Regions from separate parts of the Homo sapiens genome. Here region 1 is linked to region 2. A link is a contact called in ENCODE Hi-C or POLR2A ChIA-PET data. All regions are on one chromosome and are shown on one strand. The core of a region is the stretch at or near the end of the contact, and the rest is flanking DNA. Distances in the headings are between cores, read along the strand shown. Region 1 overlaps DNM2 (dynamin 2). Region 2 has its middle 11 kb from the start of SLC44A2.

Region 1 (5,392 bases), core at 634-3,133, 160 kb before region 2:
GTTCGATGCCCAAGTCCTTGTGGATTCATGGTCCACCAGCACATTCCAGCTCCACAAAATCCCCAGGGGTATTTCTCATGGCACTCACTTGTCCTTCTTCCCCAAGGAGCCCACAAGGTAGAGGGAAGGGGCACCCCTGCCGCCTCCTCAGAGCTGGTCTTGAGTCTTTCTTTCTCCCCCTGACTATTCAAGAGGGCCCCCTACCTAGAGACAAATCCCCCAGGAGAAATGTTTTCTGGGTATAACCCTGAGTGTATATAAGACCCGGGGGTATCTGAAAGTCACAGCAAGACTGGGATGAAGGGGAACAAAATAAGTAATTGACAAGCAGTGTGGGTCCCACCAGGAAACAAGAGAAATCCAGTCCCGAATCACAGATTGAGGACAAAGCAAATATAAGGCATGTTCATCACGGAAGGTGGCTGCCGAGTACACAGGTGTCCACTGTACAAAGCCTTGACGTTTCCAGATGTTCGAATTTTCAGAGTAAAATGTTGGGGAGGGGATATCCCCAAAGCTCAGAGATCACAGCTACTGTAGTGATGCTAAAAATAAGGGGGAAATGGCTGGGCACAGTGGCTCACGCCTATTATCCAGCACTGTGGGACGCCGAGGAGGGTGGATCACTTGAGCCCAGGAGTTCAAGACCGGCCTGGGTGACACAGTGAGACCCCGTCTCTACAGAAATTTAAAAAATTAGCCAGGCATGTTGGCGCACACCTGTAGTTCCAGCTACTTGGGAGGCTGATATGGTCTGGCTCTGTGTCCCCACCCAAATCTCATCTTGTAGCTCCCATAATTCCCTTGTGTTGTAGCAGGGACCCAGTGGGAGATCAATGAATCATGGGGGTGGGTCTTTCCCGTGCTATTCTCGTGATAGAGAATAAGTCTCACGAGATCTGATGGTTTTAAAAACAGGAGTTTCCCTGCAGAAGCTCTCTCACTCTCTTTGCCAGCTGCCATCCGTATAAGATGTGACTTGCTCCTCCTTGCCTTCTGCCATGATTGTGGGGCTTCCCCAGCCCAGCTGTGTGGAACTGTAACTCCATTAAACCTCTTTCTTTTGTAAATTGCCCGGTCTCAAATACGTCTTTATCAGCAGCATGAAAATGGATTAATATCGGCTGAAGTGGGAGGATCATTTGAGCCAGGAGCTGGAGGTTGCAGTGAGCTATGATCTATGATCACACCACTGCATTCCAGCCTGGCGACAGAGCAAGACACTGTCTCAAAAAGAAAAACAAAGAAAGAAAGGGGTAATAAGTCACACTGGCAAAGAGGTCAGAGACCTGACCCACCCCGGAGATGCGAAGATGCGCACTGCCCTGTCGTTTTTAAGAGTAAAAAAATGAAAATGGCCTCAACGTCCACCAGGAGGAGACCTGGCGACGTGAATAACACAGCCATGCCATAAACTGCCTCAAGCAAAGGCAAAAAGGGAGATGAACACCCAGCCAGGTCTAGAATCTTCAAGGCAGAAAGAAGAGTGTGAGGAGTTTCACCGTCCCATCATGGCAACCGAAGAAACTACGGCACTCTGGCCAGGCCCTGCGTGTGGTCCCGTTGCGCCTCACAAGTCCCTTGACAGGTAGGCATCTCTAAGATCCCCATTTCAAAGATGACAAAACTGAGGCCCAGAGGGGTTAAGGGCCTTGGGCCAAGTTCCGTGATGGAGCTGGGACTTGGAACTCAGAAATTCTGGCTTCAGGTAATGGCTCCTAAGCCAGATAGCCTTTGTGAGGCCACTGGAAGGAACTTCGCCTCTTTGAAATTCTCTGCAGGGTCAGGGGGAGACTCAGTGGGCTCCGATGACTGAGGACCGTGTCCAGCACAGGCACTGGCCACCCAGATCAGGGCAATGAGGACATCTGCTGGAGGATTCAGGATCCCCACCCCCACCCCCAGCCCTGCTATCAGCTGACCCAGTTCCCAAGGACAGTTACACTCCAGCCTTCTGCAGGGACAAGGGGAAACACTCGGCCGCTCTTCCTGTAGCAGCCACTAAAAATGGAACAGCTCCCAACCCCCCACAGCAAATCTCAGTTCTCTTCTGGCTCCAGGACCCCAGCTTAGCCCCAAAAGAGACCATCTCCCTTCAAAGAGTGCAGGGGGACATGGCGTGGAAGATGGGCTGGTGGCAAGGACACAGGCCCTCTCCCTAGCAGGCCTCTGTCCCACCAAGTGTGGTGTCTACAAAGCCCAGCCCTACCTCCTCCTACTCCCAGGTCTGCCTGGCTACCACCTCTCCCAGGAAGACTTCCCTGAGTGGGGCATCTTGGCCTCTTCCTCATCAGAGCCAGCTCACTTTGGATTGTATTGATGGGGCCAGGACCTGCGGCTCCAGCACCCCAGAGCCCAGCATGTACTGGCAGCACGCTGTGTGCAGTAATGAGCTCAGTCTGTAGTCAGAGGGCCTGCCCAGGTCTCAGTCTACTGATCTGTAAAATGCGCATCATAACAGGCTGTATGAGGACTCAGAGTCAATACCTGCACAGGAAGAGCATAGCCAGCACAGCTACGGTCTGAGCAGCTGGTGGGCAGAAGTCCCCAAGGAATGATGTGGCAAAGACAGCACCAGGGGCAGTGGGCGCCATCGTTCCCCCAGCACACACAGGCAGGAGCCCAGAGAGGGCAAGCTACTCTCTCAAGTCACACAGCATCCCCACCTCCTGCAGATCTCTCTCCCCACAGCAGCTGCTCCACCCAGCCCCCTCCTCCCCTGCCTTCGTTTCCCCATAACACTTACTACCATCTGACAAAGGGTGAGAAGAAATCTAATATAGAGAGCTTTACCTTGAATGTCCATGCCACCAGGGAAGGGACGCCCATCTGCCTTGGTCATTGCTGTGTCCCCAAGGGCACACTCACGCATGTTAGGTGAGAAATGGAGGTTCTGCCTGCCCGGCTGCCACAGGCTTCCCCAGCAAGCTGAATCTAGGTGTCTGAGCTGCAAAAGGTTCCCCCGGAACCTCAGGCCATTCCCCAACGCAAGGACCAGGAAACGGGCCCAGGAAGGACCACCTGCCCCACCCAAGTCCGCCCAGTCAGGGGCAGACACGAGATGGGGCTGGAACCAGGCAGCCAGACTCACATGCCAGACTTTGGAGCACGGCACCTTCCCCGGTTGTCACATGCAGGCTGGGAACCAACAGGGGATCAGAGAAGACAGGGGCTGTTTTTTTTTGTTGTTGTTGTTTTTTTTGAGACGAAGTCTCGCTCTGTCACCCAGGCTGGAGTGTAGTAGTGCAATCTCGGCTCACTGCAAACTCTGCCTCCTGGGTTCATGCCATTCTCCTACCTTAGCCTCCTAAGTAGCTGGGACGACAGGCGCCCGCCACCACGCCCAGCTAATTTTTTTGTATTTTTAGTGGAGACATGGTTTCACCGTGTTAGCCAGGATGATCGCGATCTCCTGACCTCGTGATCTACCCGCCTCGGCCTCCCAAAGTGCTGGGATTACAGGTGTGAGCCACCGCGCCCGGCCAGCAGGGGCTGTTCTTTGTGATCTCTCCTCCAAGATCCTTCTGCTGTCGGCCAACCCCTCCATGTGGGCGAAGGATATGGACAGCAGGTGCCAGAAAACCGTTTCTTCCCTAGTGGGTCAGTGAGCAACAGAACCACACCAGAGAAAAAGGCCCAGGCACCGACCAGGTCTGCCGCAGCTGCCTGCCTTTCTTCACAGGGCTCCCTGGCATGGTGAAAGTAAATGCTGAATGCCAGGTCAACAGAGGTTTTTTGTTTGTTTGTTTTGAGACTGAGTCTTGCTCTGTCACCCAGGCTGGAGTGCAGTAGTGAAATCTCGGCTCACTGCAACCTCTGCCTCCCCGGTTCAAGCTATTCTCATACTTCGGCCTCCCAAGTAACTGGGATTATAGGCGCATGCCACCACGCCTGGCTAATTTGTATATTTTTAGTAAAGATGAGGTTTCACCATGTTAGCCAGGCTGGTCTCGAACTCCAGACCTCAGGTGATCCGCCCACCTCGGCCTCCCAAAGTGCTGGGATTACAGGCATGAGCCATCATGCCCAGCCCAATAGAGGTTTAAAAGCTTCCACCAGGCCGAGAGCAGTGGCCCATGCCTGTAACTCCAGCACTTTGGGAGGCTGAAGTGGGAGAATCATTGGAGGCCAGCCTGGGCAACATAGCAAGATCCTACATGTACAAAAAAATTAAAAATTAGCTGGGCGTGGTGGCGCAAGCCTGTAGTTCCAGCTACACGGGTGGCTGAGGTGGGAGGACTGCTTGAGCCTGGGAGGTTGAAGCTGCAGTGAGCTGTGATCACGCCACTGCACTCCAGCCTGGATGACAAGGGGAGGCCAGAGACCCTGTCTCAAAACAATGACAAAAAGAGAAATAGAGTGGAGGGCCTAGCCTGGGCCTCTGGAACGCTGCATGCGCTCAAGTGCTGGAGATGAGATGATTTTTTTTTTTTTTTTAACAATCCACTGGCCCAAAGAATCAGCCAGAGGCCTTAACACTGAGTTCCCTGTCAACTTGTCCACAGCAGCAGCAGCCGAGGCCCAGCCAACAAGCCACTGAGCCACCCCTGGCTCTGCCTGTCCCGGTCCCTGCCATCAAGCTGCACCCCACAGCCACCCTCTGCAGACAGGCATTTCCAGATACCAAAGCCAGTTCCTGTAATTCCTCGGCAAACTGCAAAGCATTTTGATAGCTCCACACACACCCCCACTGTCACCCGGCACCCTGAGCCAGGAGGGCTCCCTGGGAGGAGGGTCAGCCCGGGCCCCCTCAGAGAGGTTCGCAGCTGGCATGTGATCAGGCCCTGGGGACTCTGAGGGACCCAGCCTGGCACACAGCAGGAGTAAAGGATTAATCTGGGCAGTCATCCAGCAATCACGCTGCCAAGGCCAGGGAGTCAGCCGTCCTCGCCCACCACAGGGCCTCCTAACTGTGGGCCCACTGGTTGTACTTGCGGGTTTTTCCAGAGAGAGGTTCTGCCTCCCTCCCAAGCCTGTGTCCCCTACTGAAGCTGGAGCTCTGAGAGAGCAGAGACTTGGTGTGATCACAGTTCCCCCTAGCATCTCGTATACAGCAGCTGCTTAATTAAAATCCATGAAAAAAGAATCTGTGCTCTAACCTAGGAGGACATCACTCCCAGGAACCCCCAACTGGGGCCCCACTGTGCTAAACAGTCAATCCCCTGCACCTCAGGCCCTTTGAGGTGTCCCCAGAAGGGAGCCACAGGTGCAAGCTGCCACCTTCTCAGGGTCAGGGGGCCTGGGACATGAAGAAGCAGCCCCTTGCCAGAGGCCACAGTCACCTCTGGCCTGGAGACCCTGGAGGTCTTCGGAGCCTCCTGTTTCAAAGGAGCTTGTGGAGCCCCAGAGTGACCGAAGGCCCTTGGTCAGAGAATGGCCCTCCCTATCTTCA
Region 2 (6,041 bases), core at 3,366-5,865:
AACAATGCTGCAAGATAAGAAGAAGAACAAGGGCTGGGCGTGGTTGCTCATGCCTGTAATCCTAGCACTTTGGGAGCCCCAGGCGGGCGGATCACGAGGTCAGGAGATCAAGACCATCCTGGCTAACACGATGAAACCCCGTCTCTACTAAAAATACAAAAATTAGCCGGGCGTGGTGGCGAGAGCCTGTAGTCTCAGCTACTAAGGAGGCTGAGCCAGGAGAATGGCATGAACCCGGGAGGCGGAGCTTGCAGTGAGCCGAGATCGCGCCACTGCACTCCAGCCTGGGCGACAGAGCAAGACTCCATCTCAAAAAAATAAAAAATAAAAGATAAGAAGAACAAGCTGGGCGTGGTGGTCCGTGCCTGTAGTCCCAGCTACCAGGGAGACTGAGGTGGGAGGATGACTGGAGCCCAGGAGTTACAGGCGGCAGTGAGCTGTGATAGCACCATTGTACTACAGCCTTGGCAACAGAGCAAGACCCAGTCTCTATTTTTTTTTTTTGAGACAGGCGCCCACCACCATGCCCAGCTAGTTTTTGTATTTTTAGTAGAGACAGGGTTTCACCATATTGGCCAGGCTGGTCTTGAACTCCTGACCTCAGGTGATCCGCCCACCTCAGCCTCCGAAAGTGCTGGGATTACAGGCGTGAGCCACTATGCCAGGTCCCGGTCTCTAAAAATAAAAGTGAAAATAGAGACAGGACATGGTGGCTCAATCCTGTAATCCTAGCACTTTGGGAGGCCAAGGTGGGTGGATCACTTGAGTCCAGGAGATCAAGAGCAGACTAAGCAACAGGCAAGACCTCGTCTCTAAAAAAACAACAAAACAAAACAAAACAAAAAAACAAAAATTAACTGGGCGTGGTGACATGCCTTTGTAGTCCCAGCTACTTGCGAGCCTGAGGTGAGAGAATCTTTGAGCCGGGGGAGACGGAGGTTGCAGAGGGCTCAGATTGCCCCACTGCACTCCAGCCTGGGAAACAGAATGAGACCCTGTCTTTCTCACTGTGTATATTGAACACAGTTTCACTCTGTTTCAATAAATAAATAAACATAATAATAAAATGTTACATGGTTCACCTCATTTCATCCTTTTTTTTTTTTTTCTTTGGAGACAGGGTCTCACTGTCACCCAGGCTGGAAAGCAGTGGCACCATCTTGGCTCACTGCAGCCACGACCTCCAGGGCTCAAGTGATCTTCCACCTCAGCTGGCACATGTCACCATGCCCGGCTAATTTTTGTATTTTTGGTAGAGACAGGGTTTCGCTATGTTGCCCAGGCTGGTCTCTAAATCCTTGGCTCAGGCAATCCCGCTTTGGCCGCCCAAAGTGCTGGGATCACAGGTGTGAGCCACCATGTCCAGCCCGCCTCATTTCATCTTTACAGCACCTCCTATCATTATCCCCATTTGACAGACAGATCAACTGAGGCCTAGAGAGAAAGAAGGTGCCCATGGTGTGAAAGATTTCAATCAGCAGACCCAAGCTGTCCAGCTCCCAAGTCAATGTTTGGACAGTTAACCTTCCAACAACACAGGTTTGAGCTTCATGGTTCCCCTTAAACACAATTTTTCTTCTGCCTCTGTTACCCCTGAGACAGCAAGACCAACCCCTCCCCTTCCTCTTCCTCTTCCTCCTCAGCTCACTCAATGTGAAGACCATTTTTTTTTTTTTTGAGACGGAGTCTCCCTCTGTTGCCCAGGCTGGAGCGCACTGGTGTGATCTCGGCTCACGGCAACTTCCGCCTCCCGGGTTTAAGCGACTCTTGTGCCTCAGCCTCCCGAGTAGCGGGGACTTCAGGTGTGAGCCACCATGCCTGGCTAATTTTTGTATTTTTAGTAGAAATGGGGTTTCACCATGTTGGCCAGGCTGGTCTCAAACTCCTGACCTCAAGTGATCCTCCCACCTTGGCCTCCCAAAGTGCTGGGATTACAGGCATGAGCCACTGCACCTGGCCCCTAATTTTTTTTTTTATTTTTGGTAGAGACAGGATTTTCACCATGTTGGCCAGGCTTGTCTTGAAGTCCTGACCTCAAATGATCCACCTGCCTTGGCCTCCCAAAGTGCTATGATTACAGGTGTGAGCCACCACGCCCAGCCTCTGAAAACCTTTTTGATGATCCACTTCCACTTAATAAATAATAAATGTATTTTCTTTTCCTTACATTTTAATATTTTTTCCCTTAAAAGGAATGGCAAAAAAAAAAAACGCAATTACTTTTGCACCAACTTAATAACATTTTCTTTTCTTTTCTTCTTCTTTTTTTTTTTTTTTTTTGAGACGGAGTCTCATTCTGTCACCCAGGCTGGAGTGCAGTGGCGCAATCTTGGCTCACTGTGACCTCTACCTCCCGGGTTCAAGAGATTCTCCTGCCTCAGCCTCCCAAGTACCTGGGATTACAGGCACGCACCACCATGTCCGGCTAATTTTTGTATTTTTAATAGAGACGTGGTTTCACCATGTTGGCCAGGTTGGTCTCAAACTCCTGACCTCGGGTGATCCGCCCGCCTCAGCCTCCCAAAGTGCTGGGATTATCGGCGTGAGCCACCGCGCCCAGCCACATTTTCTTTTCTTCAGCTTACTTTATTGTAAGAATACGATATATATAATACAGAGACACAATATGTGTATGTTGATATGTTGTCCGTAAGGCTAAGAGTCAACAGTAGGCTATCACTAATTAAGTTTTGGGGGACTTATATGCAGTTATATGCAGGCCGGGCATGGTGACTCATGCCTGCAATCCCAGCATTTTGGGAGGCTGAGGTGGGAGGATCTCTTGAGGCCAGGAGTTGGAGACCAGCCTGATCAACAGATCACAACCCTGTCTCTACAAAAACTTAAGGCATACACAGATTTCTAATTTCACAGGGGGTTGGTGCCCCTCACACCCATGTGGTTTGAGGGTCAAATGCATTATTTCCTTTCGTTGCTGTAACAAGACACCAATGCCTTGGTGGCTTAAAAAAACACAAATTTATGGACGGGTGCGGTGGCTCATGCCTGTAATCCCTGCACTTTGGGAGGCCGAGGCAGGTGGATCACCTGAGGTCAGGAGCTTCAGACCAGCGTGGCCAACGTGGTGAAACCCCATCTCTACTAAAAATACAAAAAATTAGCTGGGCGTGGTGGTGTGCACCTGTAATTCCAGCTACTCAGGAGGCTGAGGCAGTAGAATTGCTTGAAACCAGGAAGCAGAGGTTGCAGTGAGCCAAGATCGCATCACTGCACTCCAGCCTGGGCAACAAGAGCAAAACTCGTCTCAAAAATAATAATAATAATAATAAATAAAAACCACAAATTTATTATCTCACAGCTCAGGAGGACAGAAGCACAAAATGCATCTCACTGGGCTACAATCGATGTGTAGGCAGGGCTGTTTCTTTCGGAGATTTTAGGGGAAAATCTGTTTCCTTGTCTGTTTCACCTTCTAGAGGCCGCCCACATTCCTTGGCTCCTGGCCACTTCTTCCATTTTTAAAGACAGCAATCACATCAAACCCACCTCGCTTCCGTCGTTCCATGTCCTCCTCTGACTCTGCTACCACCCTCTTCCATTTTTCTTAAAGAGACGGGGTCTCACTATGTTGCCCAGGCTGGTCTCAAAGTCCTGGGTTCAAGCAGTCCTCCTGCCTTAGCCTCCCAAAGTGCTTGAACTACAGGCATGAGCCACTACACCCAGCCAAAGTCTTCAACTTGGCCAGGCGCAGTGGCTTACACCTGTAATCCCAGCACTTTGGGAAGTCAAGGCAGGCAGATTACTTGAGGTCAGGAGTTTGAGACCAGCCTGTCCAACGTGGTGAAACCCCATGTCTACTAAAAATACAAAAAATTAGCCGGGCATAGTGGTGGGCGCCTGTAGTCCCAGCTACTCGGGAGGCTGAGGCAGGAGAATCACTTGAACCCAGGAGGCAGAGGTTGTGGCAAGCCAAGATTGCGCCACTGCACTCTAGCCTGGGTGACAGAGCAAGACTCCATCTCAAAAAAAAAAAAGAAAGAAAATAAAAAGTAAAAAATAACTATATTATCTGGGTGTGGTGGTGCATGCCTGTGGTCCCAGCTACTCAGGAGGCTGAGGTGGGAGAATCGCTTGAGCCCGGGAGGCAGAGGCTGCAGTGAGCTGTGATCACGCCACTGCACTCCAGCCTGGATGACAGAAAACACTGTCTCTAAAAAACCAAAACCAAACAAATAAAAATAACAAAACAAAAACTTCTCCAATCCCCACTAACCATTAGTGTGATCCCATTTCACGACGGGCACACTGAGGTTGCTTGCTCGGGCCACACAGCTGGTGAGGAGCACAGCCAGGAGTCAAACCAACGCCCTGCTGGAGCCAACCCAGGCCTTTTCCTTGGCAGGTACTGGGAGAAGCAGAGATAACGTTGCGGCAATGGTGTGGAAGAAAAATTGGGAAAATTGAGCTGTTGGACAAGGCCAGGATTGGGAGAGGCAGCCTTCGGGTGCCAGCCTTGCTGGCTGTGACGGCTGACCCACCCAAGTGCAGTGGGCGTGGGCGATAAGAGAACTGCCACAGCCTGCCCAGTCACAGTGCTGGTGCCAGGACATCAAATGCCACCCAGCCCCCACAGCTTCCGGACACTGGCCAAGTCCCCAAGGGCTGCAGCGGCCCAAGGCCTCACCCGTACAGCCAGCCACTGGCCTCTGCCTTCCCAGAAGTCTGTGCCTGGGGAATGAGCATCGCCAGCTGCCCAGACACCTCTTTTGACAAAGGGTTTGAGGACAGCATCTGGGTGGGGAGGCTCAGAAGGGTTAAGGGCAAAAGATAGAGCGCCTACTGTATGCTGGACTATGTTAGGCACCAAACCAGAGATTTGCTTCTAGAAACATTTAACCTTTTTTTATTTTTTATTTTTTGAGACAGGGTCTCCTTTTTTGCCCAGGATGAAGTGCAGGGGCGCAATCATAGCTCACTGCAGCCTTGACCTCCTGGGCTCAAGTGATCCTCCCGCCTCAGACTCCCTAGTGGATGGGACCACAGGCATGCACCACCACGCCCCGCTAATTTTTAATTTTTTGTTTTGCAGAAACAGGGTCTCACTATGTTGCCCAGGCTGGTATAAAATTCCTGGGCTCAAGTGATCCTTCCGCCCTGGCATCCCAAAGTGCTGGGATTATAGGAGTGAGCCACCACACCCGGCTCAGCCTAAGAAGCTTTAAAAAGATCCAGATGCCACACACACACAGAAATTAATAGGTCACAATCTGGAAGGAGACTTCTTGGCTGAGCTACCTCTGAGGTGAAAACAGCTAGCCAAAGATTTGTAGAAGATTCTTTCACATGGAAAGCTAAAATCTTCCATGGACTTGAGGACTTACTTATAATTAGCTTTTAGTCCCCCTGCCAGAACAGAGGGAATTTATTAATTTTATTATGTAAGAGTTTATTTGTTTACTTGTATATTTGAGATGGGGTCTCATTCTGTTACCTAGGTTGGAGTGCAGTGGCACAATGTCGGCTCACTGCAACCTCTGCCTCCTAGGCTCAAGCAATCCTCCCACCTCACCCTCCAGAGTGGCTCGGACCACAGGCATAAGCCACCATGACCAGCTAATTTTTTTGCATATTTTTGGGAAGAAGGGGTTTTGCAATGTTGCCCAGGCTAGTCTCAAACTCCTGGACTCAAGCGATCCACCCACCTTGGCCTCACAAACAGCTGGGATTATAGGAGTGAACCACGATCCACCCACCTTGGCCTCACAAACAGCTGGGATTACAGGAGTGAACCACTGCACCGGGTCTCTTGTTTGTTTATTTATTTATTTATTATTTTTTGAAATAGTGTCTCACTCTCTTGCCCAGGCTGGAGTGCAGTGGCGCAATCTTGGCTAACTGCAACCTCTGCTGCCCAGGTTCAAGCAATTCTCCTGCCTCAGCCCCCTGAGTAGCTGAGATTACAGGTACCTGCCACCACGCCTGGCTAAATTTTGTAGTGTTAGCAGAGATGGGGTTTCACCATCTTGGTCAGGCTGGTCTCGAACTCCTGACCTCAAGTGACCTACCCGCCTGGGCCTCAC

Evidence for each region. A loop is a pair of places that touch in the nucleus more often than their neighbours do. ChIA-PET counts read pairs that join two places held with the same protein, here RNA polymerase II (POLR2A). Pooled maps may share reads with other maps.
Region 1: a loop to region 2 is called in a pooled map of posterior vena cava, with 2.1 times the contacts of the local background. The contact joins two enhancer-like sites. A Hi-C loop is called at or near these places in 2 of 50 pooled maps. POLR2A ChIA-PET finds 5 or more read pairs at or near these places in 2 of 52 experiments (B cell and common myeloid progenitor, CD34-positive).

Annotation. Positions count from the first base shown.
Region 1 is chr19:10,766,264-10,771,655 of GRCh38, reverse strand. The region is part of intron 2 of DNM2 (dynamin 2); the gene reads right to left. Among named protein-coding and RNA genes, the nearest start is that of MIR4748, 11 kb to the left of the region's middle. Within about 2 kb of position 1,883, at least 16 of the 41 ENCODE cell types and tissues checked have a DNase peak (open chromatin) inside an H3K27ac peak, as active enhancers do.
Region 2 is chr19:10,611,210-10,617,250 of GRCh38, reverse strand. It overlaps a transcript of SLC44A2 not described here. Among named protein-coding and RNA genes, the nearest start is that of SLC44A2, 11 kb to the left of the region's middle. Within about 2 kb of position 4,615, at least 20 of the 41 ENCODE cell types and tissues checked have a DNase peak (open chromatin) inside an H3K27ac peak, as active enhancers do.